Linked DNA regions of Homo sapiens: region 1 is linked to region 2. A link is a contact called in ENCODE Hi-C data. All regions are on one chromosome and are shown on one strand. The core of a region is the stretch at or near the end of the contact, and the rest is flanking DNA. Distances in the headings are between cores, read along the strand shown. Region 1 overlaps INPP5A (inositol polyphosphate-5-phosphatase A). Region 2 holds the start of STK32C (serine/threonine kinase 32C).

Region 1 (7,645 bases), core at 3,243-5,742, 320 kb after region 2:
GCTCTGTGAGCCAGGAAGGACCCTCACCAGGAACCAAACCGGCCGGCTTCTTGGCCTCAGACTGACAGCTCCAGAACTGGGAGAAATACGTGTCTCGTTTAGGCTCTCTGGTCTGTGGCATTTTGTGATGGAGCCTCTGCCGACCGAGGGAGGGGCTGAGGGTGGACAGGCTGGGAATACCTCACCTTGGGTGCTCCCAGGAGGCTTCACGGGGAGACCGGGGCCGGGAGCTGCTGCTGGCTCCACACCTGTCCTGAGAGGGTCTGTCCTGGCCGCTGAGCAGGTGGGTCTGGAGGGCGGTGGGGCTGGCGGTGCTGGGCGCGGCTCCCAAGATGCGTGCAGCTGTCCGCGGTGGCTGCCTCGTCCAGCAGCGTCCCTGCCAGAAGTGGGTGCTTTGAGGGCCAGTGCCTGGTCTGTCCCGACTCCCTCTGTGTCCCCAGCTGCCAGCAACGTGCAGCGGATGACAAGTGAAATGAACGAGGGAGTGAGAGCCGAAAAAGACACCTTCCAGGAATCGTGGTGAAAGCAGCGAGCACAGTGTGGTCCGGGGCTGGGGGTGTGAGATGGCTGGGATTATAGTGAGAGGCGAGACAGGGGATGCAGACGGGTAGATGCCACAGGGCCTCCTCTTCCCCGTGAAAAGCTTCAGACTTTCTTCATCCTCAGGGTAACGGCAGCCACGGACAGATTTGTGAGGACCTTTGGTTGGAGTATTGGAAACCGGGAGGGGTGAGGCCGTGGAGAGAGCCGTGTGGGGGAGGTGCCCAGGCTGGAGTGGCGGCGTCGGGTGTGGAGAGAAACTGGAGATAAGGGACGCGAATCTGACTCGGTGACTTTGTTGTTGATGTTGATGTCTTCACTGGTTGCCATTGCCCAGGAGGGTGTTTACAGCACAGCGCTCTGATCAGCAGCTGCGGATCTACTCTTGGTGAAGAGCAACCATTAGATTAGGCTCAAGTGTGGAAATTAACCGCAAACCAGATTCTAAAAGCAGACCTCCTGCCAGTGGTCTGGTCTCCTTTGGAAGACAGTGTGATCCTTGTCTGCCTGACGCAGCTCAGGCCCATTCCTACCAGCTCAGTAAGGGCCGGCATGGCTGAGAGCCCATCGTGGACCCTGGGAGGAGACTGATGGGAGGCTCCCCTTTCTGGGCTGTGTAACCTCACCGTGCCCCGCTTCCTCGTGAGCATGCACCCATGGCTGGCAATGACTGTGAGGAGTGACAGAGTGAATTCCACCGGGCCGGCAGCACCATTCAGGAAGCACTAACTGCTGTGAGGGCCTGGAGCCCTGTGCCCTATGGTGGCCGCCCCCTCTCCCTCCAGATGTGCTCTGGTGGCGGGGGGGGGGGGGGGCGTGGCGTGGGGGACACGTAGAAGGAAACATGGCTGTTTATTTCCTTTCCGGATGGGGAAGGCTTTTCTAAACTCCACATAGTTGAAGGAATTTGTAGAGGCAAAGACTGATGGATTCGAGTAAATAAAACTGGCAGGACTTTTCTTAGGCTCTTAGAGTTTAAATGTGATTAAAAGGCAGACTGGGAATATATTTTTAAAAACAACAATAGGCTGGTTTAACAATTTTTATAAAGAACTCTTATAAATGAAAGAGAACATGTAAAATTCCAATAGAAAGATGGTCAAAAGCTTCTCTTAGAATCTAGCCCAGCCCCATCCAATAGAAATGGTGTGTAAAGTGCATATGTCATTTCAAAGTTTGAAGAGTCACATTTTAAAAAGCAAAAAGAAATAGGTGAAATTATTTTAATAATATATTTTATTTCACCCAGTGTATCTAGAATGTTATCATTTCAACATATAATCAGTATACAGTTATTAATGAGACATGTTATCTGTTTTTGTGTGGCCTTCAGAACCGGGTGTGTTTGACCCTGAGCCGTGGCCGCACAGATGGCAGGAGCGAGGGGAGGTGGCTGCCAGGTAGTGCCCCTTCCTTGCTTACAGCTGAAGCAGCACCTGGCATTCCCATTCTTGGCCTCTGGGTGCCGAGGGTGGGTCCATTTGGCTGCCTGACGTGTGTCCCCAGCACTGCAGATGGGTGGTTCCTCTTTAAGCTACCTGGTGTTATACAGCAGTGGCCTCAAACTTGCTCTTGCCCTCTGACCCCAGCCCTCCCCTCCTAAGAGCTCCAGAAACACAGACTCCACGTGAGGGAACCCCAGCTCTGTTGTAGGGCAGTGCGCTGCCCGCCTGCTCAACTTCAGGTGACGAATGGCCCCATCCTCTCGAGCCAGGGCCCTGCAGCTGTTCAGTGTCTTCATGAACTTTCAGTGACTCAGGAAAGTGGCTGAAGATAAAAATCTCATCGTACATCTTTGAAGGGAGTTGTGTTACATTTGCATGCATAGCGGAAGATTGGCTGTGGGGCGACGGGAGACCTGAACAGAAGGTTCTTCTGTGTCCCCTCTTTTTCTGGAAGTCTCCAGTGTGGCTCCAGGGTTGGTGCTAGTGGCTGTGGAATGAGTGTTCACTTGCTGCTGCGTGGTTTGGCCCTTCCCTCTGCATTGTGCGGACAGCCCTGTGCTGCGGCAGTTCTCCACATGCATTCCACACGTGAGCATCCATGAGGGGTGGGTATCCACAAGGGAATGGCATCCACGATGGCCAGGTGGCCTCCGGGGAAGCTGTCCTCCAGGGAAGGCATCCATGAGGGAGGGTCCATGAGTGGAGGGTATCCATGAGGGAGGGGTGTCCACAAGGGCAGGGTGTCCTCCAGGGGAAGCTGCCCTCCAGGGAAAGACAATCATAAGGGGAAAGTGTCCATAAGGGGAAGGCATCCAAGAAGGGTGGGCGTCCTTGAGGGGAGAGTGTTCTTGAGGGCAAAGCGTTCTTGAGGGAACGTCATCCTCGAGGGAAAAGCATCCTCCAGGGGAAGGTGGCATCCATGAGGGAAAGGTGTTCATGGAGGAGGGCGTCCTCGAGGATAGGGTACCCTCTAGGGAAAGACATCCTTCAGAAAGGCATCTATGAGGGGATGATGTCCTCCAGGAAAAGGCGTCTATGAGGGAAAGCCATCCATGAAGAAAAGGCGTCCATGAGGGTAAGGTGTCCATGAGGGGAAGGCGTCCATGAGGGAAAGCTGTCCATGAGGGGAAGACGTCCATGAGGGGAAGGCGTCCATGAGGGGAAGGCATCCTTGAGGGGAAGGCATCCTCCAGGGATATGTGTCTGTGAGGGGAGGGTGTCCTCTAGGGAAAGGCCTCCATGAGGGAAAGACGTCCTTGAGGGGAGGTGTCCTTGAGGAAAAGATGTCTATGAGGAGATGGTGTCCATAAGGGAAAGGTGCCCATGAGGGGAGGGTGTCCTTGAGGGGAAGGCAAGCTCTAGGGAAAGGCATACATGAAGAGAGGCCATCCTTGAGGAAAAGGCATCCATGAGGGAAAGGCTTTCATGAGGGAAAGATGTCCATGAGGGGAAGACATCCATGAGAGGAAGACGTCCATGAGGGGAAGACGTCCATGAGGGGAAGACATCCATGAGGGGAAGACATCCATGAGGGGAAGACATCCATGAGGGGAAGACATCCATGAGGGGAAGGCATCAGTGAAGTGAAAGTGTCCATGAGGGTGGGGGGCGGGTGGGGCCTCGGTCGCACCTGCCATGACCCTGGACTTAACCTTGCCCTGCCCTGTGCGGTGGTGGGGGCCGGGAGGCGGCGGGGGCGGCGGGGGACGTGCTTCTTAAACTAGAGCTGATTTGTGGGAGCTTCGATGGCCCAAGCCCGGACTTTGTTCGGGTTAGAGCCCTGCGTTTCCACCTCTGCCCGTGGCGTCTCCGGCAGCAGCTTCTGGCTCCATCTGCAGATTTGCTTAAGTCACTTGCCCTATCTCTGGGGGGAAGGCTGCTGCATGTGGTCAGTGTGGTAGAACCCACAGTCTCCCCAAAAAACCTCTAGGCTGTGCTTGGGTGGGGCCTGCTGGGTCCCACACCCCTCCCCATGGTGGCCCAGCCCCACGCAGGGCCAAGGAAAGGCAGCTCCAGATCACACAGGCTGGCCAGGCTGCCTGCGGTGAGGTCATGGAAACTCATGGTGTCCTGTGTGCAGGGCGGAGAGAAGAACAGGCCCCTGCCCACACAGCTGCTCCGTGTGCCCTGGCCGGTCCCATCGGCTGCGCCTTGAGGAGGCTGTCTGACCAGGGGCCTGTGGGAACCTGGGTCTGGTTGGTCACAAACAGGCCTCTTTCTGGGGTCCCAGCACCCGTTGCAGCCCAGCCCAGCCCCGAAGGGACCTGGAGAGGAGAGCCCCCACCCAGGGCAAGGGTGGGCAGCGGGGATTTTAAACAGGGTGTTTTCCAGGCGTCGTTGGCAAGTAACTGTGGCCTTTTTCTATCAAGAAATTCCCGTGTCCCTCTGCGCGCCTTATCTTGGCATGGGGCTTCCACTGGGGTGCTGTGCAGGATGTAATTCCTTTTTAGGTCACTCCGATACTCCTCTTTGGAGAACGCCTGACAGGGCCTGGCTGTTGCTATTTTTAACACCGAGTCTTGGCCGTGCCGATGGACGTGGCCTGGGCAGGCCTGTGCTGCCTGTTTCCTGGGAACCAGGGGCCCTTCGTGCTGGGCCCCGCTCCGCGGCAGAAGCAGGGTGCTGCTTGTTTGGCTGGTGAACGTGCTTTTTCTTGCCATGCCTTTCCAAGATATTTTTCCTGGGCCTTCCTATGAAGCATCCAGTTCAAGGACACTATAATAAAACAACCCATGTGGTTTTATTGACTGCCCTTTTTTCCTTTAAGGTAGGAGCACCTGCTTTTTCACTGTAGAATTTTGGTGAAGAAAATGCACAGCTTTGGGCCGTGACTTCCCCGATAGTTCCAAGGTCACGCATGCCAGTGTCATTGTCACTCAGGGCGTGAAGTGCTGAGCAGAAGCTCAGACTCGTGGGTGGAGATGTGCACCCCCATGGGGGTTGTGTCTCTTCACAGCCCTGCCTGGTAACCTGGGGACACTCGGTCACATCTGTGCTTTGCAGCAGTGTGTTTCCAGCCAGGCCTGACCCAAGCGTGCTGTCCGACACTGTGGCGTGGCCTTTCCTGTCCATCCTCTGCGGTCCAGCAATATGTTTTGTTGAAGGGATCTTTGTCCAGGATCGTGCAGGCTGCAGAGGCTCCCAGGCCAGCCCTGGGGAGCTGCTTGGCTTTCTGCAGCTGCCTAGAGCTCTGTGTGTGTCCCTGTCCTCCCGGATGCCAGGGCGCCTGTGTCCCCTGTGGCTGTATCTCTCTGGCACGGGCCAACGCCTGTGGTGTGAGTAGCTGTGTCTGGCTGGTGTCACCTCACTCTGTCCAGCCTGTGCTGAGCCTGGATGCCAGCATTGTTGACACCTCACAGCGACCGTCTCAGGAAGGCATGTGCCGAAGTGGATCCTCTGAGAGGCAGGAACCAGGCCCCAGAATTCCCGCCAGGAAGGGGTCCAGCAGGAGCCCGTGCCCGGTGTGCTTCCTGGAAAGCCCACACTTCCACCCACCACCACTGCACCCCGCCCAGATTGTCATGGGCACTGACTGAATTGATCAGGAACTTGGGAGCCAGGTGTGAAATGCAGCCATTATTAAAAATCAAATTATATAAACCTGTAATAAAGTAAATATATTAAAACCAAAGGCAATAAATGCCCCACACTCATCCCTTCCTAATTATTGTACTGTTACGTATGATCTTGACTATTTAGCTCTGTGTCTGGGTGAGGGAAATACTCACACAGTATTTGATGTGTGAATGATGGTGCCTTGCCGAGCACCTCTCCTACCCCAGGTTCAGTGATGCCACATCGGTGGCTTAGCGTTGGCCATGGCGGGGCATTCACACCTCGGAAGGGCAGTCCCAGGGCCTCGCCTGGAGAGCTAGTATTGAGAGCTTTCGAGCACACCACTGCCTGGGGAGTTGGGGGGCTGGTTCTGTCTCCCTTCCCCATGGAGGAGGCCTCTGTCCCCAGGGCAGGGGCTCCTGGGTGCTGGCTTACTTGGTCAGGTAAAGACATTGCAACAAAGGTGCCCTGTCCCTGGCTGCCTTTTGTGGTGGTGCTAGCCACCCATCAGCTTCAGTAGTGAGCTCCCGGACCTCAGCCCCTGCCTGGCTCCCTTTAGTGGGCGAGGTGCTTGAATCCTGGCTGTTGGGAGTCATTGCTCATCAGTGAAGCATTTACATTTACCCGGTACATTCTGCAGCTTCACTCACTTGCAGAGGAAATATTTTTTTTTCTGTTAGCCAAAAATGTCCAATAGTAGGTCACGAAAACCCATCCTCTTCAAATGAGCTATTTTGAGTTTCTCGCCTTGTGCAGTGACTAAATCTGTTTTAAAACGAAGTCTCTGATGTGCGTGTCTGTCGGCTCTGGTGAGGCCACTGCAGGTGCCCAAGCGTGGAGTGGGTTCGTACTGTCTGAGCCTGGGCACCGCACCTCCTCCAGAGCTGGCAAACAGAAGTGTTTTCAAGCTGAATCCCCAAGCAGGACGTTGGTAAGAAACAGAGATTCCCTCTTTTCTCCCTGGCCTTGCCATTATGAGACCAGGAAAGATCACAGACCTCAGAGAAGGTCATGATTTTTCCATTGTTCAGAGGCACTCACTCGAAGGCCCTGGGGGTGGCTTTGCGCAGCTCCAGGGCTCCTGCCTTGGGTGTTGCTGGCTGGAGGGAATGTGTTTTTTGGGTTTCTGGTTTTGTTCCTACAGAGTTAGTTAAACAGTGAGCACGTTCAGCAAACTTATTGTGACGATTTCAAGCCCATATAAACATGGAGAGAATCCTTTCCGTGCCCAGCACCCACGCTCAGCTGTGAAGCTCGTGGCCAGTTCTGCTTCAGACCCCTCCACCTGCTCTTCCCACCCCTGAGCATTTGAAGCAAAAACCAGACAGTGCATCACTTCATTCGTGACTATTTCAGTAGGTATTTCAAAGAATACAGACCCTACACAGTAGCTTTATATCTAAAAAGATGATCAGTAATTCCAACCTATTCAATATCCAGTTAGGATTTAGATGTTCTCAGTTGTCTCATAATTGTTTTTTACAGTTCATGTGTTACAATTAATTGATGTTTTGATGGAAATTGTTTTGTAGCTTTCGTGAAGTTAGGAGTGCCATCTCCCTTGGCGGGTGTGCCCCGGAGAGGCGTGTCATCTCCCTTGGCAGGTGTGCCCCGGAGAGGCGTATCATCTCCCTTGGTGGGTGTGCCCCGGAGAGGCGTATCATCTCCCTTGGTGGGTGTGCCCCGGAGAGGCGTATCATCTCCCTTGGTGGGTGTGCCCCAGAGAGGCATGTCATCTCCCTTGGGTGTGCCCCGGAGAGGCGTGTCATCTCCCTTGGTGAGTGTGCCACGGAGAGGAGTATGCATTCTGTGTTCTGCAGGTGTCAGATGTGGTTTTCTGTCGTGCCAAGTGGACCACGGAGCTTGACTGTGTCCTGCATCTTGACTGCTTGTGTGTGTTGGTCTAGATCCATTGAGTGCCAAGGGAGGGCGCTAAAGTCTCCTACAGTGGTTGTGGGATTGTCTGTTTCTCCTTTGTTCTGTCAACCTCTGCCCAGTGTGTTTTTTGTTATTAGCCATATACACATTTGTGGTTGTGCTGTCTTCCTGAGAGTTGTCTCGGTCATCACGAATGTTCTTCTTCGTCTCCTGGAGCCTTGGTCCAA
Region 2 (7,042 bases), core at 99-2,598:
TAAATAGCCTGGCTCCTGAGCGCTGGGCTCTAAAATTTTGAAGGATCCATCATACCTCTGCACGCTATCTATAAATGAAAAATGCACATTTCAAGTATTTTAAGAAAATGTCAAAAAACATGAAATGTGTCATCAATGTACGATTTTAAATGATTTGCATGTTACCTGTAGAAAAGAGCTGTATGTCTGCATGTGACTGTATTACAGTGCCCACAGGCAGACGCGGCACCACATCTCCCTGCAGGTGATAATTCGGGGGTCCCCGGGGCCCCCTGGCACCCCGGGAGGTGTCCCTGCAGGCCTGTCCCATGTCACCTCACCTGCCTTCTCTGCTTTCTATGGCGCCCACGGCTGCACGGTCACTCAGGAGACACCAGTCCCCGGGGTTGGCGGCTTTATCTACAGGACTCAGCAGCGCACTCGTTCCTGGCAGGGCAGGTCTTTGCACAACGGCCTGGCCCTGCCTCCAGCGCACATGGGTGAGCAGAGGATGGACACCGCGCGGTCACCAAGGAGACTGAGCCTCTGAGCGGCCGGGCCCCGCCACCTGTGGGGCAGGAGCCTCACTCGCACTCGGGCGGCACAGGTGAGCGCCTCTCTAACTGCAAAGTACAAACGAGCCCGCACGTGGGCCCGAGCGGATCACGGAAAGCGGAAAGCAGGGCTGCCACGGGCGGTGGGCGGAGGCGCGCGCAAGCCCGGAGACGCCACAGCCGCGGGGGACCCTCGCCCCGAGGGCCCGGGCCCAGCCTGCTCCTCCTGCGGCGCCGCCACTAGAAACGGAGGACGCGGGCGGGCGCCCAGAACTCGCGTGGGGCCGCAGCCACCCGGCGCGAGCTTCTCCGGAAGCCGGGGCGCCCCGGGAAGCCGTCCCGGACACCGGGGGAACCCCTGCGGGAAAAAGCCGCCCAGCCGCGCCCGCCCCTGCAATAGCGCGCGGCCCCCACGTCGTCCCCGTGCCCGCACTCACCGTCCTCCTTGTCGTCAAACACCGGCCTCCGCGCGGTGGCCGCCGACATGGACGAGCCCATCCTCTTCTTCCACTTGCTCCACTGAAACAGGGGGCGCGGCTGCGAGCGGACATCGCCCGAGTCCCGGGCCCGGGGCTGGCCAGCAGCGGGCGGCGGCAGGGCCGAGGGCGCGTCGGAGCCGGCGGGGCGCGCGCGGCCGGGGGGCGGCGAGCCCGGGGACGCCGCGGCGCTGCTGCCCCTGCGCTCGGCGCCACTCCTCATCGCCGGGTCTGGGTGCGCGCGGCAGCCGGAACTCGGGGCATGGCCGGCCGGCAGGGCCGGGAGCGGCAGTGGTAGCGGGAGCGCTCGGGGCCGGCAGCGCCCGCCGTGCGCTCTTCTGGGCGGTGGAACCCGCCCCGTAGATTGCGAGCGCTGGGGGCGGGGCAGGGGCGGGGCTTCTGGAAGGGGCGGGGGCGGGGCGGAGCTCCTGGAAGGGGTCGAGGCGGAGCTGAGCGCCGGGGCGTGGCAGGTGCGGAGCTTCGGGAAGGGTAGGGGCGGGGCCGAGCCGGGGGCGGGGCAGGGGCGGGGCTAGTGCCTGGAGTGTCGCTAGGGAGTGGGTGGCCGCCACCAGTCTAGGGATGGGGGCTGTGGTTCGCCGGGACACGGGGACCACGGCTCAGACTAGACGGCGGGTACGAGAGCGAGGGAGGCAGGGAGCGTCCCCACGGGTATCCTGGGGCCCCGGAGGTCGGCGTCCCTGGCACGGGGACTGCTGTGCCCGGCACGGCGGCGGGACCTTCTCGCGGTCTCCGGGGGCCTCCCTCCCCTGCCTTCTTCGTGAAAACAGCCGGCGCGCGGGCTTCCGCCGCCCAGTGCGGGGAGCCCTAAACTCCAGCCTTCTGCTTTGCGCAGGGTGAGGCCGGGCTGCAGGCCCGGGATGCGGGCGGCGGGAATCTGCCGGGCAGAGCCCGGCTCACGGTCAGGAGGCGGCAGGCTGAGTCCAAGCGCTGCGCCAGAGGGTGGGGTGGGGCAGGGCGGGCCTGGCTGCGCGCGCGCACACGCGGGCGCCTGGGGTGGGCGCTAAGCCCTGAGCACGTGCGCCCGCGCTCTCGGGCACCCCCGTGCCATCCTCGCGACCCCCGTCCGGCCTGAGACCGCGTGCCCGAGTCGCCCAGGGTCCCCTTGTCCAGATGCGACAGGGGCCTCGGCACTCGGCGTATTTCGGAGGCCTGGGGCGCGGCTTGACCTCCGGGCACCTCTGCCCCTGCGCAGGGCCAGGCGCGACCTTGCGCGGAAAGTGCTGGGCGCCTTGGAGTGCCCTGGAGAAGGCGCGGCTCTGCATGGAGCCTCGCCGCCTGCCCCTGGCGCTTGTCACTGAAGAATCAGTTTTTGCTACCGGGCTGTTTGACTTTAGGAAGCCTTTACCTCCTTAAGTTCTGCCCTGTAACCAGGACACAAAGACGGGGTCTCTTCCTCCTCGGTGAAATCCTAGATGGGATTTCCTGCTGCCCGCCCGGACGATGAGCGGATCCCCAACATGGCTCCAAGGCCAGTGTCTCCCGCTCCCGTCCCTCCCACCGCACACAACTGTCTACCCTGTCATTCAGCCACTGTGAGCCCTGCCTCCCCACGGCCTTTGACATTCAGTGTGGCCGCCCGCCCTAACCGCCTGATGCATGAAATGTGAGCACGGGAAGTCTGTGTGGCTTCTGGGCCAACAGGAGCCCCCATCCCTTGGGGACTATAAGGAATGGAACCATGCCCATCTACCTAGGACATGCACCCGCCTGGACATGCACCCGCCTGGACATGCACCCGCCTAGGACATGCACCCACCTGGACATGCACCCGCTTAGGACACATGGCATGCATTTCACTACTGAGATTTAGAGGGTATTTTTATGGCAGCATAACCTAGGTTACCTGACCAACCAGCCACCGCAGCTCTCCCTGCCTGGCTAGCACAAACGCATCGGTCTCTAACTTCCAGTGCACAGAGCCGAGTTTTCAGCCCTTGCAGCTGCGAAGCTCTGTTCCCTGCTCTCCCTCAAAGTTGCCATTCTCCAGCAGGCACGCAGAAGGCAGTGGGTTCAGCACCTGCCTCAGAGGAAGCCCTCGGTGCCCATCCCAGCAGGAGTGGTGAAGGAGCGTTTGGAAGGGGAGGTACCAAGGCAGGGCAGTGCCTGGAACCCTGCGTACCCGGTGCACACATCAGACTCCCCAGGGCTCCTCCCAAAACACGCAGCCTCTGAACTTACATCATCGCCTCTCCTCCTCTCCCTCTGACCCCTAAAAGTGGCAGAAAAGGAATAAAAGATATAACGTCCCCACCACCACCTAAGAGGGAACAGGAGAAGGGAAGACATGTTAATAGACTTCAGACAGCAGGTAGAAAGCTGACTCTGAAGATTGGAGAGGCTGAGGACCTGCAGGTAACCAGGACCCCAAAAGGCGGGAGAATGTGAATACAGCCAGAGCCCAGGACGCCTCCCCGGCCCGGGCAGTTGGGGATGGACAGTCCTCTGGTCTGAGGGTCCAAAGGGGCTCTTGACCTAGGGATACCAAGTCCTGCAGAAGACAAGAGTGCAGGGGGGCAGAGGGGTTCATGGGGACATCTGCACACTTAACTAGGAGACCCTCCAACCTCACCCTTGCTGTGAGCCTCAAACACCAAGCCAGGCACCTGCCTCTCAGTCAGGAAACAGGAAGGATCTGTAGGGAAACAGCAGCTCCCAAAAGAATGCCGGGTCCTAAGATTTGGCCAGTGCAGATCAGCCCTGGAGGGGCCTGTGGGCTCAGGGCACAACTCTTGTACTGTCCAGGTGCAACTCTTGTACTGTCCAGCCACGGCTCAGGGTCCAGGCAAACACAAGACTGAGCGTTAAGAGGTGCACAGTGTAGGCATGAGACAGGAGGGGTCAGGAACTGCTGTCCCCAAGAGGATGCCAACCCCTGGTGCCTCATGGGAGGTAGCTCTGAAGTTCTAGGGGGATGCTGGGAGGGACTGAGGCTGGGACAGAGTCAGCTGTGGATGGGAAGGGGCAGTGAGGCCAGTAGAGAATTCCTGAGTTCCCCTGTGTGCCCATGCTGCCCGGGAACGTCAACTTCATTAGGGCAGCGATGGTGTCTGCCCCTTCCAATGACAGGAGACCAAGTGACAATGTGACAGATAAATGCATTCAGTGCACTGACGTCTAGCACGCAGGAGCACACAGGAAGGCACATGGCTGGGCAGCACGTGCATGATCGTGGGACCACTTTAGCTTGGGTAGTCCAGCATGAGTCTCTGAGCAGGTGACCTTGATGCTGAGGCCGGAGCATGAACGAGTAGCCCAAGGGAGGCCAGGTGTCCGGGTTCCAACAGCAGGAGCTGGCCCTAAGGTAGAAACCGGCTTGTGCGGGAGGACAGGAGGGTCCATGCTGCAGGACAGCAAGTGAGTGGCCGTGGCATGTGCTGAAGGGCTGGGGGTGGTTTGGGGGACAAGGTGCAGTCCCTGACACCAGGCTTCATGTGCATTTGTTCATAATTCGTCCATAAAGCCACGCCTCCTGAGGGACATGCCTTGGACATGGGTCCTCCGTTGCCACATAATTGGCACACAGCTCAGTCACACCGAGATGTGTGCTTCATCTTCTGTCATCATTATGAAATTAACACATGCTCTGCCCACGCCTTTGTTAAGAGTCCTTTTATTAAATCTCCTCAGATCACACGATTCGTGTGTGCTGTTTCCTGCTGGAAAACACATCTCAGAACTGACCCCCAAAACAGGAAATGGGCTCCCATGGGACTCCGATGCTGGTGTCCACCTATGTGGAGAATCCACGGACAGCCTCCCTCCTGGGAAATGGAAGACAGATGGCCGTGGCGCCCTCAGATTCAGCCCTGGCGGGGCCTGGGACTGAGGATTCTTGGAAGGCCAGGGCCTTGGAGCCCACGTGTGGGGACACTTGGTTGCTATGGTGACAGTATTGATTTTAAAGGTCATGTGGCCACCTGGTGACTCAGGAAGGAGCACAGCGACGGAGAACATGCAGGACGGGCTGCAGCCACTAGGAAGGAGCCCTCGCCCCCACTGCAGTGCGCCGGGGCCGAGCATGAGTTCACCGCTCAGCTCTGCTTAAGGACCCACAACCCCAGCCCCTGCTGCCACCATCATCACGTTGCCTTTTCATCTGTCTACTCCGCCCTTTTCTTCCTCTATAAGGACACTTGTCATTGGACTTAGGGCCCACCCTACTCCAGGATGATATCATCTTGAGATCCTTAACTTAGTTACATCTGCAAAGATCCTCTTTCCAGATAAGGTCACATTCACAGGGCCGGCACGGACATGTCCTTTGGTGGCAAAAGGCCACCATTTAACCCACCACATCCATGGGCAGCATGGATTCACCACACCCTACAGCCCCAAAGTCCCAACCATTACAGCAGCAACTCTAAGTCCAAAATCCCAGCTCAAGATTTTTTTTGAGACAGAGTCTCACTGTGTTGCCCAGACTGGAGTGCAGTGGTGCTATCATGGCTCACTGCAGCCTCGACCTCCCAGGCTCAAGCGATCCTCCCATCTCAGGCTCCTGAGTAGCTCGGACCATAGATCCATGACCCCACCCCTGGCTGATTTTTTGTGCTTTTGGTAGAGACAAGGATTTCACACTGTGGCCTAGGCTGATCTCAAACTTTGGGGCTCAAGAAATCCACCCCACTCAGCCTCCTAAAGTGCTGGGATTACAGGTATGAGCCACTGCACCCAGCCTCTCGTCTAAATATTTTCAGCTCGAAAGTCTCCAAGACTCATTGTCTAAATCATGCCTGATTTAGACAATCAGAAATGATGTCCAAGACTCATTATCTAAATCAGGCATGGGTGAGACCTCAGTTCAATCCATTCTGGGCAAAATTCCCCTTTATCTGTGTAACTGTGAAACTGGAAAATATGCTTCCAAGGTACAGTGATGAGATAGGCATAAGATATACATTCCCATTTCAAAAGGGAGAAATAAGAAGGAATAAAAAGAGTCATCGGTCCCAAGTAAGTTCAAATCCAGCAGGGCAAGTTCCATGAGGTTTCAAGGCCTGGCAAGAATTCTTGGTGGCTCAATGCTGCACTACGTAAACTAAAATTAAAACCATAAGCCCCCAACCGATGGGACAGACCCGCTCTTGGCCAAGGAAACTCCAGAAAAACCTTAAAACTGAGTTCCAGGCCAGATGCAGTGGCTCATGCCTGTAGTCCCAACACTTTGGGAGGCCGAGGTGGGCGGCTCACTTGAGGTCAGGAGTTCGAGACCAGCCTGGCCAACATGGCAAAACTCTACCTCTACTAAAAATACAAAACTTAGCCAGGCGTGGTGGCACACGCCTGTAATACCAGCTACTCAGGAAGCTGAGGCATGAGAATCACCCGAACCTGTGAGGTGGAGATTGCTGTGAGCCGAGATCACGCCACTGCACTCCAGCCTGGGCGACAGAGCGAGACTCTGTCTCAAAAAATAAAATAAAATTAAATTAAAAACCTGAGTTCCTGGCTATGATGGTGGGATGGGAGGTCAGACGGGTCTCCTGATACCCCCTCCCTTTTACGGTTTAGACACAACAACCAACCAGCTTTAATGTTAAGCTGGAGACCATAAGACAAACGGAATGGCTCTTTGTGGCAATAAGATACCAAATTATAAACAGGACCTAAGGCCATGCCGAGTGACGGTTAAGTCACACACTCTACCCTTACAGCAGCTAACAAGCACTGGCCTTGAGATGAGCAACATTAAACGCCGTGGCTGTTTACCATCCACACAGAGGCAGCCTCTAAGGCTAAAAAGGACCCTTCCACACGGGCCACACGACAGACATTTGCCAAGCACCTGCTCCATGCTAGGCACTGCAGCAGACACTGCTGACATAGTGAATGGTCAGATGGAGCGTGCACCCCTCTCAGCGAGGGAGACGGGAACCCAGTGGATAGCAGGCAAAGAGGGGATGCACAGAGGGCTGCGAGAGCAGGAGTGGATGCCAGTCCTGACAGAGCATGAGGGACACCCCCTCGAGGCAGCCCACAGCAGAGCTGACACCTGACAGATGGGCAGACGTC

What was found. Hi-C counts contacts between places; a loop is a spot of excess contacts on that map. Pooled maps may share reads with other maps.
Region 1: a loop to region 2 is called in a map of ascending aorta, with 3 times the contacts of the local background. The contact joins the enhancer-like site here to the promoter of STK32C in region 2. A Hi-C loop is called at or near these places in 1 of 168 maps with a recorded cell type or tissue (ascending aorta), 1 of 37 single-sample maps with no recorded cell type and 7 of 50 pooled maps.

What each region holds. Positions count from the first base shown.
Region 1 is chr10:132,627,124-132,634,768 of GRCh38, forward strand. The region is part of intron 2 of INPP5A (inositol polyphosphate-5-phosphatase A); the gene reads left to right. Among named protein-coding and RNA genes, the nearest start is that of INPP5A, 93 kb to the left of the region's middle. RefSeq lists enhancers at 1,402-6,185, 7,190-7,645. Within about 2 kb of position 4,493, at least 25 of the 41 ENCODE cell types and tissues checked have a DNase peak (open chromatin) inside an H3K27ac peak, as active enhancers do; they include ascending aorta, where a contact is called at or near this core.
Region 2 is chr10:132,306,602-132,313,643 of GRCh38, forward strand. It overlaps STK32C (serine/threonine kinase 32C), which reads right to left and starts at 1,349. Exons shown (of 12, transcript NM_173575.4): 1 at 971-1,349. The coding sequence starts at 1,232. RefSeq lists a silencer at 1,173-1,822 and enhancers at 2,075-2,619, 2,620-3,162, 4,804-5,098.